Linked DNA regions of Homo sapiens: region 2 is linked to region 1. A link is an interaction called in ENCODE POLR2A ChIA-PET data of the cell type or tissue named here. Cell type or tissue: Panc1. All regions are shown on one strand. Each heading gives the region's core, and the rest is flanking DNA. Links, peaks and the distances in the headings are about the cores only. Region 1 overlaps XKR8 (XK related 8). Region 2 overlaps RPA2 (replication protein A2).

What was found. Peaks named below come from ENCODE experiments on the same cell type or tissue, not always from the same donor. Only the 100,000 strongest peaks of a DNase experiment are listed, where the experiment ranks them.
Region 2: POLR2A ChIA-PET joins it to region 1 with 7 read pairs; 17 of 35 experiments call an interaction of 5 or more read pairs at or near these places.

Annotation. Positions count from the first base shown.
Region 1 is chr1:27,966,603-27,971,977 of GRCh38, reverse strand. XKR8 (XK related 8) reads right to left here. Exons shown (of 3, transcript NM_018053.4): 3 at 3,885-5,375. The coding sequence ends at 4,778. It overlaps EYA3 (EYA transcriptional coactivator and phosphatase 3), which reads left to right. Exons shown (of 18, transcript NM_001990.4): 18 at 1-1,634. Among named protein-coding and RNA genes, the nearest start is that of XKR8, 9.3 kb to the right of the region's middle. In Panc1, for the core only: no CTCF peak of the experiment used is centred there; a DNase peak (open chromatin) is centred at 3,067.
Region 2 is chr1:27,899,825-27,905,199 of GRCh38, reverse strand. The region is part of intron 4 of RPA2 (replication protein A2); the gene reads left to right. Among named protein-coding and RNA genes, the nearest start is that of RPA2, 12 kb to the left of the region's middle. In Panc1, for the core only: no CTCF peak of the experiment used is centred there; no DNase peak of the experiment used is centred there.

The DNA of each region.
Region 1 (5,375 bases), core at 212-5,211:
ACTTGAACTTGGCCAAGAGAGGTAAGGAGGCTGAGCAGAGCAGTCTTTGCTCATTCCTGGTTGTTGCCACCCTCATTTAAATGGAAGAGAGAAAACAGGAGCTTCTTGGCTGTTTGCCAAAATGAATTGTCCAGGGAACACAGTGCTCTCTGTAATTACCCTGCCTTTTTCTCCACCCCAACACAAAAATCTGGAAAGGAAAATAAGTGGGTAGGATTAAGAGCTGTTAGAAGCTGAGGACCAAAGGACACTGTGGGTCCATTCATCAAGGGGGAGACCCTCTTCATTAGAGTCCTCATGAAATTAGCCAAATGATGAGTCCTTCCCTAGCTGGGCATGGTGGGTTCTCTTTTTTTTTTTTTTTTTTTTTTTGTTGTTGTTGTTGAGATGGAGTCTCGCTCTGTCACCCAGGCTGGAGTACAGTGGCATGATCTCGGCTCACTGCAACCTCCGCCTCCCAGGTTCAAGCGATTCTCCTACCTCAGCCTCCTGATTAGCTGAGATTACAGGCGCCCACCACCACGCCTGGCTAATTTTTGTATTTTTAGTAGAGATGGGGTTTCACCATGTTGACCAGGCTGTTCTCAAACTCCTGACCTCAGGTGATCTGCTCACCTTGGCCTCCCAAAGTGCTGGGATTACAGGCATGAGCCACCATGCCTGGCCAGGCACTGTGGGTTCTACAGGATGGGTCTGTAATGTCACGGTGAGGGCTCTCTCTAGTAGTAGATCTGGAGTGAGGTGTGTCTTGGGTTGAGGAGGTGGCTTGACTTTCGAATGTAAAACTGACTGTGCCTTAGCATCACCCTGTCCAGTGCCCCTGGGGCAGCTGGTAGTGTCCAGAAGAATGGACACCTGCTCCAGATTTAGATGCCCATCTGGGCTTTTGTTTGATTTGCGGCGTTCCTGTCTTCTGTAAAGCTAGTGAGTTGTCCCAAGAGACTGATGCCACAGCTTGTTCGCAGTTTACACAAACTCAGCTTTAAAATTCCAAATAGAATCTGACTTGCAAACTCTAGCTGCAGCATGTGGAGCTTCTAGATGTTTACTACCTTGAATGGTTGTCAGTGTCACTGAACCACAGGGGAGAGGAGTATGGGGTAGAGCAATGGTCTGGGCCAAGGAATGGTGAGCTTAGGGTCTTCCTCTGACTCCTTACTCCTCAAGGAGGCAGTTAGGGTCCCTCTTAAGCAGGCTTCTATTTCTTACCACTAAATTGGTTTCCTTTTTCATCCAGAAGTTAGAACTCCCCAGATATTCACACTATAGGATCTGAATTCCGAGATTCTAAAATATCTTAAACCACAAGAGAGAAAATCTAGTTCTGCCTCAGCCCCAGTCAGCAGGCCATCTGTCCCTTCCTCTCCTCTGAGTCAGACAGCTCTGGCAAGCAAGGCTCCTTGGCTAGTTCCTAATGCACTGACAGGAGCCCTCCCATTAAGGACGACTTCTACTCAAAATGCGACTCTCCCTCTGAACTTCAGATGCCTCTGTTAGCAGGAAAAGGCATTGATTGGATTGGATATATTTATGTGACTGCGGGCATTTGTGGCTGTAGAATCCGTGACCGTAATGTTATATGTAATGGGAACTATCTTATAAACTTGAAAAAAATAAAGTTTTTATTTTCTATAGTTTGCTCCTGTGTCTTTTCTGAATAGGATCAGCACAGTTGCCCAGCTGTGTGGGGTCCTAATTATGGCTTCATAAAAATTCTAAGAGTTCATTAGAAAGATGTCACCCTTTCAGTAACTGGGTCATTTCACCAAAAAAGTAAGAACAAACCATTTGGTATAAATATACATGGGAAAATATTTTAAAATAATTTGTATGGGAGAATGTATTGTTTCTAAAATATATTGCTTTTAAAGTTTAGAACTGGAGTGAGAAAAGATTTCATTCACTTCCAAATATGCTGAAATTTATTAAGGAGAGAAATCAGTACCTTGCTGCACTGCACTTAAACCACAAAAGCGATAAAACTGACAAACTGATACCAAACCTCATTTGATTTGCCCTGATTTCCTGTCACATCAACTACTTTTTCTCATTTCATTTCTCTGATTTGGGTCTGGCTGTATCCCTCTGGTCTGGAAAACAGTCACAAAGCCTTTCTGCCTTTTAGTCCAATGAAGGAAATCAGAATTGGGTTCTAGCTTCCAAGTACCATACATGTCAGACTATAAGATGTATTTTTCCAAAAATTCCCCAGAAAAGAGGAAGTTGCCTATTCTAGTTATTAAATGTTTTCCTCATTAGGTGCACATTAGTTGAAGCAAACGCGTTAGCTGCTATATCCCTACTCAGTTATAAATACAAATATTAGAGGCATTGATTTCAAGCACAGAGTAGATAAACATCTCCATCTCTTCCTGCAATTTCAGGTGTGTGTGTATGTTTACATGTATTCAATTAGAAGAATGGTCTTTGTTCTAAGATTGGTACATCCTTTTATGAGATGATGAAAATAAATGGTGGTAGTTTTTTGTTTTGTTTTGTTTTGTTTTGTTTGAGGCGGGGTTTTGCTTTTGTTGCCCAGGCTGGAGTGCAATGGCACGATCTTGGCTCACCGCAACCTCCGCCTCCCGGGTTCAAGCAATTCTCCTGCCTCAGCCGCCCAAGTAGCTGGGATTACAGGCATGCGCCACCACGCCTGGCTAATTTTGTATTTTTAGTAGAGATGGGGTTTCTCCATGTTGGTCAGGCTGGTCGCGATCTCCCGACCTCAGGTGATCCACCCGCCTTGGCCTCCCAAAGTACTGGGATTACAGGCGTGGGCCACCATGCCCAGCCAAATGGTGGTAGTTTTTAATGCCCTTTTTTGTTAAAATTAAGTTGCAACCATGTTGGCCATTTTATAGGTACATGATATTCAAAAGCCTGAAAATCACTAGACAGGATGATCTGCAGGATCCTTTCTGCCTCTAACCATTGCTTGTATGTAAAAGTCACCAGCATCATCTCAGATCCTCTCCCTGCCCCCACCCTTCATCTCTGGGTCATCTTTAGTTCCAGGCCAACAGAGTGGTTACAAGTGCTTATTCATCCGGTGGAATTCTGTTTGCATCATTCCTTCCACCACAGTGGTTCAAGCTACCAGTGACTCCAGGTTCTGCTCCTTCTCGTGACATTTATAGGCCACACCCAAGTCACTGCTAACCAGCTTACCGGTTTTGCAGGAAGGCCTTCCCCAGCCATTCTATACAAAGTTGTAATTCCCACCCCCAACACACAAATACTTACTCTCTCTCCCTATCCCTTTCCCTTTTTCTTTTAGCACTTCTTAACACTATCTGATATACTAAATGTTTTACTTATCCTGGTTTTTGTGTCTCCACCAGAATAGTAACAGAGCTGAGACTATCCTGGATCCCATCACAGCAGTGACTAGAACATTTTCTTCTCTATCTCAATTGACTTTTCTGTCCCGTTTCTCCAAACCATGGACCTCCTAGAACAGCAAAAGGTTCCACTTCCCCAGCACCATCACCCACCACATCCACATCCCCTGAGGCACCTCATCACTTAACCTCTCAGAGCTCCCAGCAAAAAGACCTTTCTTCACCAGGCAACTATATTCACTTCTTGGCCCTAAATGTGTCTGTGGCCACTCCTGCTGGGCCCAGCAGCAGAGCTGGTGTTGAAGAGGATGCACTAAGTCAGCCCAGATCTGGATTCTGATCTCCAGCTGAGCTGTCTACCCCACGCTGGCTCACCAGCTCCTGAAACTTCAAACACGAGGTTGAGAAACCCCACCTAAGCCAGCCCTCTCTCTGTTCGTGGACCTTGACTGATTTTGAGAGGTAGATTTTATGTCCCTGATCTCTTCCAGTTCAGGCTCTGAACTCCATAGGGGATTTCGTTTGATGACACAGACTAGGTTGGAGGATTTCATGAGGCTTTATTCATAACCTAATAATACTGTTGAAAACAACACATCTGTCACTTGTAGAGACCCACAGGCACACACATTCTCTTCCTCTCACATAGACTGAGGTAGGAGGTACACTGGCTAAGGCAAAAAAAATACTCAGTGGCTGTGCAAGGCTCAGACCAGGCTCACAAGGCTCTTGGTTGAAAAGCAGCCCCTTGAGAGCAGGAGCAGAGGCCAGGCCAGCTTCACTGAGATCCCAGAGGTTCTGACTGGGGCCACCCAGAGTTGGGCATCCCTGGCTTCTAGCATTTGGGATCTAACCCGGGACTGGTTGGTGCAAGTAGCGGATGAAGCTAGGCTGGTAGCTGGTCTTGTTCCAGGTTGCAAGGACAGAATGATGTTCCTGGCACATAAACTGCTCTTGGCAAAGATTTGTTTCATGAATTGAATGAATGGTGTGGGGGAGGGAAGGAAGAATTCTAGAGGACAGCCCCTGTGGCCTCCTAGCCCAGGATAGGGGAGCTAAGGGGTGGGGCAGCACCTATACCAGTCATTTTAGAGGTAGCCAGGGAGGGAGGTGGAAGTTTTGGGGCACCAGCTATACCAATGGCAGGGGGAAAAGGTAGTCTTCTTTCCTCCCAAAGTGTCTTGTACATAATTGGGGCTCTTGACCCTCCAGGGCCCAGCCCTTCTCATCTTGTTCACTGTGAACTCCTTGAAAGGAGGCCTCTGCCCGACTCAGCACCATCCCTGGTGCCCGGCCCAGCACAGGCGTCCCGCTCTTGCTGAGTGCATAGAGGCCACAGCAGCATCGTTAGCTTATCCTCGCCTGCCTTCTGCCAACAGAGTCACTCTCCATCTCTGCTGGCTGGGTCTGATCCTGCTTCAAAGGACGCCGTTCACCTATCCCTTCACTGGCGAAGCAGCCTCATCCTTAGCCTTGGGGAAAAACTTCTGTGCTAAATGGGTCATGCGCCTGTTCTGAGGCAGCTGATACCCCTCTGGAGAAAGCAGACTCCGGGCCCCGTCTACCTGGTCAGGGTCGGGCTTCCAGCAGCAGCTAGGGTGCAGCCAGTGGTAGTACACAAGCCGCAGAGCCAGGCCCAGAAAGAAGCAGCCGCATCCCACAGGCAGCCACAGCTGCAGTGGAATCCCGCTGGGCAGCCAGGAGCTATGAGTCACCCAGGTGGCCACCAGGAGAATGCTGTCACTCAGGAGGAAGGCGAAGTGGATGATGGCCCGGCCTCGGGTGCGGCCCTCAGCCACGTTGAACCAGGAGAAATAGAGGATGGTGGCCACCGTCACCCGGTACAGCCACTCGGAGCTGGGGTCCGGCATGAAGTCTGTGCCCTGAAGCCAGACCCAGAGCAGCAGTACCAGCCACAGGCCCAGGAAGTGCAGGGCCACATAGCTGGGGAAGAGGGCTGAGAACAGGGCCACAGCCAGGACTCGGGGCCACAGCAGCAGCAGGTTCCACAGGAAGTAGATCACGGAGGAGCCC
Region 2 (5,375 bases), core at 230-5,229, 67 kb after region 1:
CCACAAAGAAGTGTTTGCCATAAATTGTTGAGAAAAGCATATTACAATGTGGTATGCAGGATTTGACCCAATTTTTACAAAGCAGCATATATATAAGTGTCTTTATAAACATGGATAAAATAGACTGAAATACAGTATATACTTTTTATCCTTTTATTTTTCAATTGTGCAGAAGGCCTCTTGGTGTTTTGTATTTTGTTTTTGAAATACATTCATTACAGAAAATTTGGATAATAAAGACTGTTTTAGGCTGGGCATGGTGACTCACGCCCGTAATCCCAGCACTTTGGGAGGCCAATGCTGGCGGGTCACCTGAAGTCAGAAGTTTGAAACCAGCCTGGCCAACGTGATGAAACTCCATCTCTACTAATGATACAAAAATGAGCTGGGTGCCTGTAATCCCAGCTACCCAGAAGCTGAGACAGAAAAATTGATTGAACCTAGGAGACAGAGGTTGCAGTGAGCCAAGATTGCGCCACTGCACTCCAGCAGATTGCGCACTGCTCTGTTGCTCTGGGCAACAGAGCAAGACTGACTCAAAAAAAAAAATGCGGTTCTCCTTCAAAAACCACAAGTTATCTATAGAGAAATAACTTGGTAGTTATGTAATTTTTAAATTTTTTCCTTCTCAGAAAAATAAAGGATAATTCATTCAGCAGTTATTGTTGGAGTACCAATTCTGAACTAGACTGTGCTTGGTTCCAGGTATAAAAAGAATGAGGTAGACACAGTCCCTGCCATCAAGCAGGGAGGTAGATACTATGGATACCTAATACTACTTGTTCATATAAAATGCACTATGCTTGCTTATAAACCATTTAAAAAATCACCTGACATCTCATGTCTCTTAAAGAACTACTATTACGACACATTTTGGAAAATACCCTTTCAGACATCTGTCTCTGCATATATGTACATACAGGTGTCCACATACCTCTTTTACTGTAGAAGGGATAATATGCTATGCAACTGCTAAGTAATTTGCTCTTTTCACTCAAAATTATGTTGTGGAACTGATTTTTTTTTTTTTTTTTGAGATGGAGCTGTGCTCTTGTTGCCCAGGCTGGAGTGCAATGGCGCGATCTCCAGCTCACCACAACCTCCGCCTCCCAGGTTCAAGCAATTCTCCTGCCTCAGCCTCCAGAGTAGCTGGGATTACAGGCATGTGCCACCACACCTGGTTAATTTTGTATTTTTATTAGAGACAGGGTTTCTCTGTATTGGTCAGGGTGGTCTCGAACTCCCAACCTCAGGTGATCCACCTGCCTTGGCCTCCCAAAGTGCTGGGATTATAGGCATGAGCCATTGGCCTTTTTTTTTTTTTTTTTTTTTTTTAAATAGAGACAGGGTCTTGGCTTGCTGCCTAGGCTGGCCTCAAACCTGGGCTCAAGTGATCCTTTGGCCTTAACCTCCCAAGTAGCTGGAACTATAGGCTGATGCCACCGTGCCTGGTGAGGAGCTGATTTTTTTTTTTTTTTTTGAGACTGAGCTTCACTCGTGTTATCCGGGCTGGAGTGCATTGGTGCAATCTTGGCTCGCTGCAACCTCTGCTTCTCGGGTTCAAGCGATTCTCCTGCCTCAGCCTCTCGAGTAGTTGGGACTATAGGCGTGCACCACCACACCCAACTGATTTTTGTATTTTTAGTAGAGACGGGGTTTCAACATGTTGGCCAGGCTGGTCTCGAACTTTTGACCTCAGGTGATCCTGCCTCAGCCTCCCAAAGTGCTGGGATTACAGGCTTGAGCCACCATGGCCCAGCCAAGAACTGATTTTTTAATGTTATCTGTAAAGATTTACATCTATCATTTTAAATGACCACCGATTCCATTATAAGAATACATCATCCCTTACTTAACAGTGGACCCAGTCAGGGAACAACATTTAACTTCTTTTCAGTCGTTTGCTATTATATACAATGCTCCAGTGAGTATCTTTGCATACATTTCTTCATGATTATAAAATAATCGTAAGGCCAGGCGTCGTGGCTCACGCCTGTAATTCCAGCACTTTGGGAGGCCAAGGCAGGTGGATCACCTGATGTCAGGAGTTCAAGACCGGCACCGCCAACATGGTGAAACCCCATCTCTACTAAAAATACAAAATTAGCTGGGCGTGGTGGCACACACCTATAATACCAGCTACTCGGGAGGCTGAGTCAGGAGAATCAGTTGAAGCTGGGAGGCAGAGACTGCAGTGAGCCAAGATCGTGCCATTGCATTCAGCCTGGGCAACAAGAGCAAAACTCCATCTCAAAAAAATAAAATAATCATAAGATGTATTCCTAAAAGTAGGTTTTCTGGGGGGAAATACACATTTGACATTTTTTTAACATCTTAGTTTTTGCATTTTTGTACTGTCTTCTCTAAAGGTACCAGTTTACGCTTCAGTCATGCATGAGAGTGCCCAGTTAGTTTCCATACCCTTAACATTTTTTTTTTTAAGAAATAGGCTGGTCTCAAACTCCTGGGTTTAAGCAATCCTCCCACCTCAGCCTCCCAAAGTGCTGGGATTACAGGTGTGAGCCTCTGTGCCTATCCTCCATACCCTTTATAACAATGGGTTTTTGTCTTAAATTTTTGCCAGTGTGATAGTTGTTTTAAAAAATAGTCTTTTTGACTAGGTGCGGTGGCTCATGCCTGTAATCCCAGGACTTTGGGGAGGCCAAGATGAGTGGATCACCTGAGGTCAGGAGTTTGAGACCAGCCTGGCCAACATGGTATAACCCAGTCTCTACTAAAAATAAAAAAATTAGTCTGGCATGGTGGTGCACGCCTGTAGTCCCAGCTACTCGGGAGGCTGAGGCACAAGACTCGCTTGAACCCAGGAGGCAGAGGTTACAGTAAGCGGAGATCTTCACACCAGTGCACTCCAGCCTGGGCAACAGAGCAAGACTGTCTCAAAAAAAAAAAAAAGTATACGTAAAAATAATAAAAAAAATTAAAAAATTAGCAGGGCATGGTAGCACGTGCCTGTAGTCCCAGCTATTCGGGAGGCTGAGGCAGGAGAATTGCTTGAGCCTGGGAGATGGAGGTTGCAGTGAGTCAAGATTGCGTCACTGCCCTCTAGCCTGGGCATCAGAGCAATATTCCATCTCAGAAAAAAATAGTCTTTTCAGTGAAAATTTTGTCATTTTTTTATGTGTATTTCTTTGGTTTTAGCCATATATATGTATTTTTTTTTTTACTATGTTTAATGTCAATTTGTGGGGTTTTTGTAAATTTTCTCTTTGATTCCCCTTCCCCTAACAGTGTTTTTGTTTGCAAGAACTTGAAAATGATTATAGTGACCTCTTATAATGAGGCCAGGCACAGTGGCTCACACCTGTAACTTTAGCACTTCAGGAGACTTAGGCAGGAAGATCACTTGAGGCCAGAATTTCAAGACCAGCCTGGGCAGCATGGGAAGACCCTATCTCAAAAAGAAATAATTTTGAAAAATAAATTGTGCAGTTTTTTCTAGTTTACCTTTCGGAAGCTTCTACTAGTCCCAAAGTTTGTTTTTTTTGTTTGTTTGTTTTAGTTAAAAAATACTTTATGGTGGCTGGGCGCGGTGGCTCACGTCTATAATCCCAGCACTTTGGGAGGCCGAGGCGGGAGGGTCACCTGAGGTCAGGAGTTCAAGACCAGCCTGGCCAATGTGGTGAAGCCCTGTCTACTAAAAATACAAAAATTAGCCAGGTGTGGTTGTGGGCACCTGTAATGCCAGCTACTTGGGAGGCTGAGGCAGGAGAATCGCTTGAACCCAGGAGGTGGAGGTTGCAGTGAGCTGAGATCGCGCCATTGCACTCCAGCCTGGGCAACAGGAGCGAAACTGTCTCTCAAAAAAAGAAGAAAAAAAAAAACTTTATGGCTAACAAATTGTAATAATCAGTTATCCGAACCCTCAGCAATTCATAATGTTTTTGCTAGTGGACATTCTTGCCTCACTGTTGATGGCTGCTGACTGAGGAGGGTGGTAGTTGGCTGAAGGTTGAGCTGGCTGTGGCAATTTCTTGAAATAAGACAACAAAGTTTGCCTGAGTAACTGAGTCTCCTTTTCACATAAAATTTCTCGATATTATATCATGCTGTTTGATAGCATTTTACTTACAGTATAACTTCTTTCAAAATTGGATTCAATCTCAAACCCTGCTACTGCTTTCTCAACTAAACTTATGGAGTAGTCTAAATCCTTTATTGTCGTTTTAACAATGTTCACAGCATCTTCACTAGGAGGAGATTCCATCTCAAGAAACCAGTTTATTTGCTCATCCATGAGAAGCAACTCCTTTGAGAGGCCCAGGCGGCCAGATAGATCATTTGAGGTCAGGAGTTTGAGACCACCCTGGCCAGCATGGTGAAACCTCGTCTCTACTAAAAATAAAAAATTTAGCTGGGCATGGTGGTACATGCCTGTAATCCTGGCTACTCGGGAGGGTGAGGCAGGAGAATCACTTGAACCTGAGAGATGGAGGTTGCAGTGAGCCAAAATTGTGCCACTGCCCTCCAGCCTGGGTAACAGAGTGAGGCTCAGTCTCAAAAAAAAGGAAGCAACTCCTCATCCACTCAAGTTTTACCATAAAGTTACAGCAATTCAGTTATATCTTTAAGCTCCATTTCTAATTCCAGTTCTCCTGCTATTTCCACCACATCTGCTGTTACTTGCCCCACTGAAGGTGGAGGTAGCAGTGAGCCCAGATTGTGCCATTGCACTCCAGCCTGGGTGACAGAGCGAGACCTTATCTCAAAAAAAAAAAAAAAATCTTAAGCAGCCACCCAATATATACTTCAGATTAAAAAAGAGCTGTTGGCCAGGTGCGGTGGCTCATGCGTGTAATCTCAGCACTTTGGGAGACTGAGGCAGGTGGATCACTTGAGGCCAGGAGTTTGACACCAGCCTGGCCAATAAGGTAAAACCCCGTCTCTACTAAAAATGCAAAAACTAGCCGGGCACAGTGGTGCATGCCTGTAATCCCAGCTACTCAGGAGGCTGAGGCAGGAGAATCACTTGAACCCGGGAGGCACAGGCTGCAGTGAGCCGAGATCCCACCATTGTAATCCGTCCTGGATGATAAAACGAGACCTTATCAAAAAACCAAATAAATAAATCTCAGCTGGGTTCGGTGGCTGACGCCTGTAATCCCAACACTTTGGGAGGCGGAGGCGGGTGGATCACCTGAAGTCAGGAGTTCAAGACTAGCCTGGTCAATGTGGCAAAACCCTGTCTATTAAAAATACAAAAGCCGGGCACCGTGGCTCACGCCTGTAATCCCAGCACTTTGGGAGGCCGAGGCGGGCGGATCACGAGGTCAGGAGATCGAGACCATCCTGGTTAACAGGGTGAAACCTTGTCTCTACTAAAAATACAAAAAATTAGCCGGGCGTGGTGGCGGGCG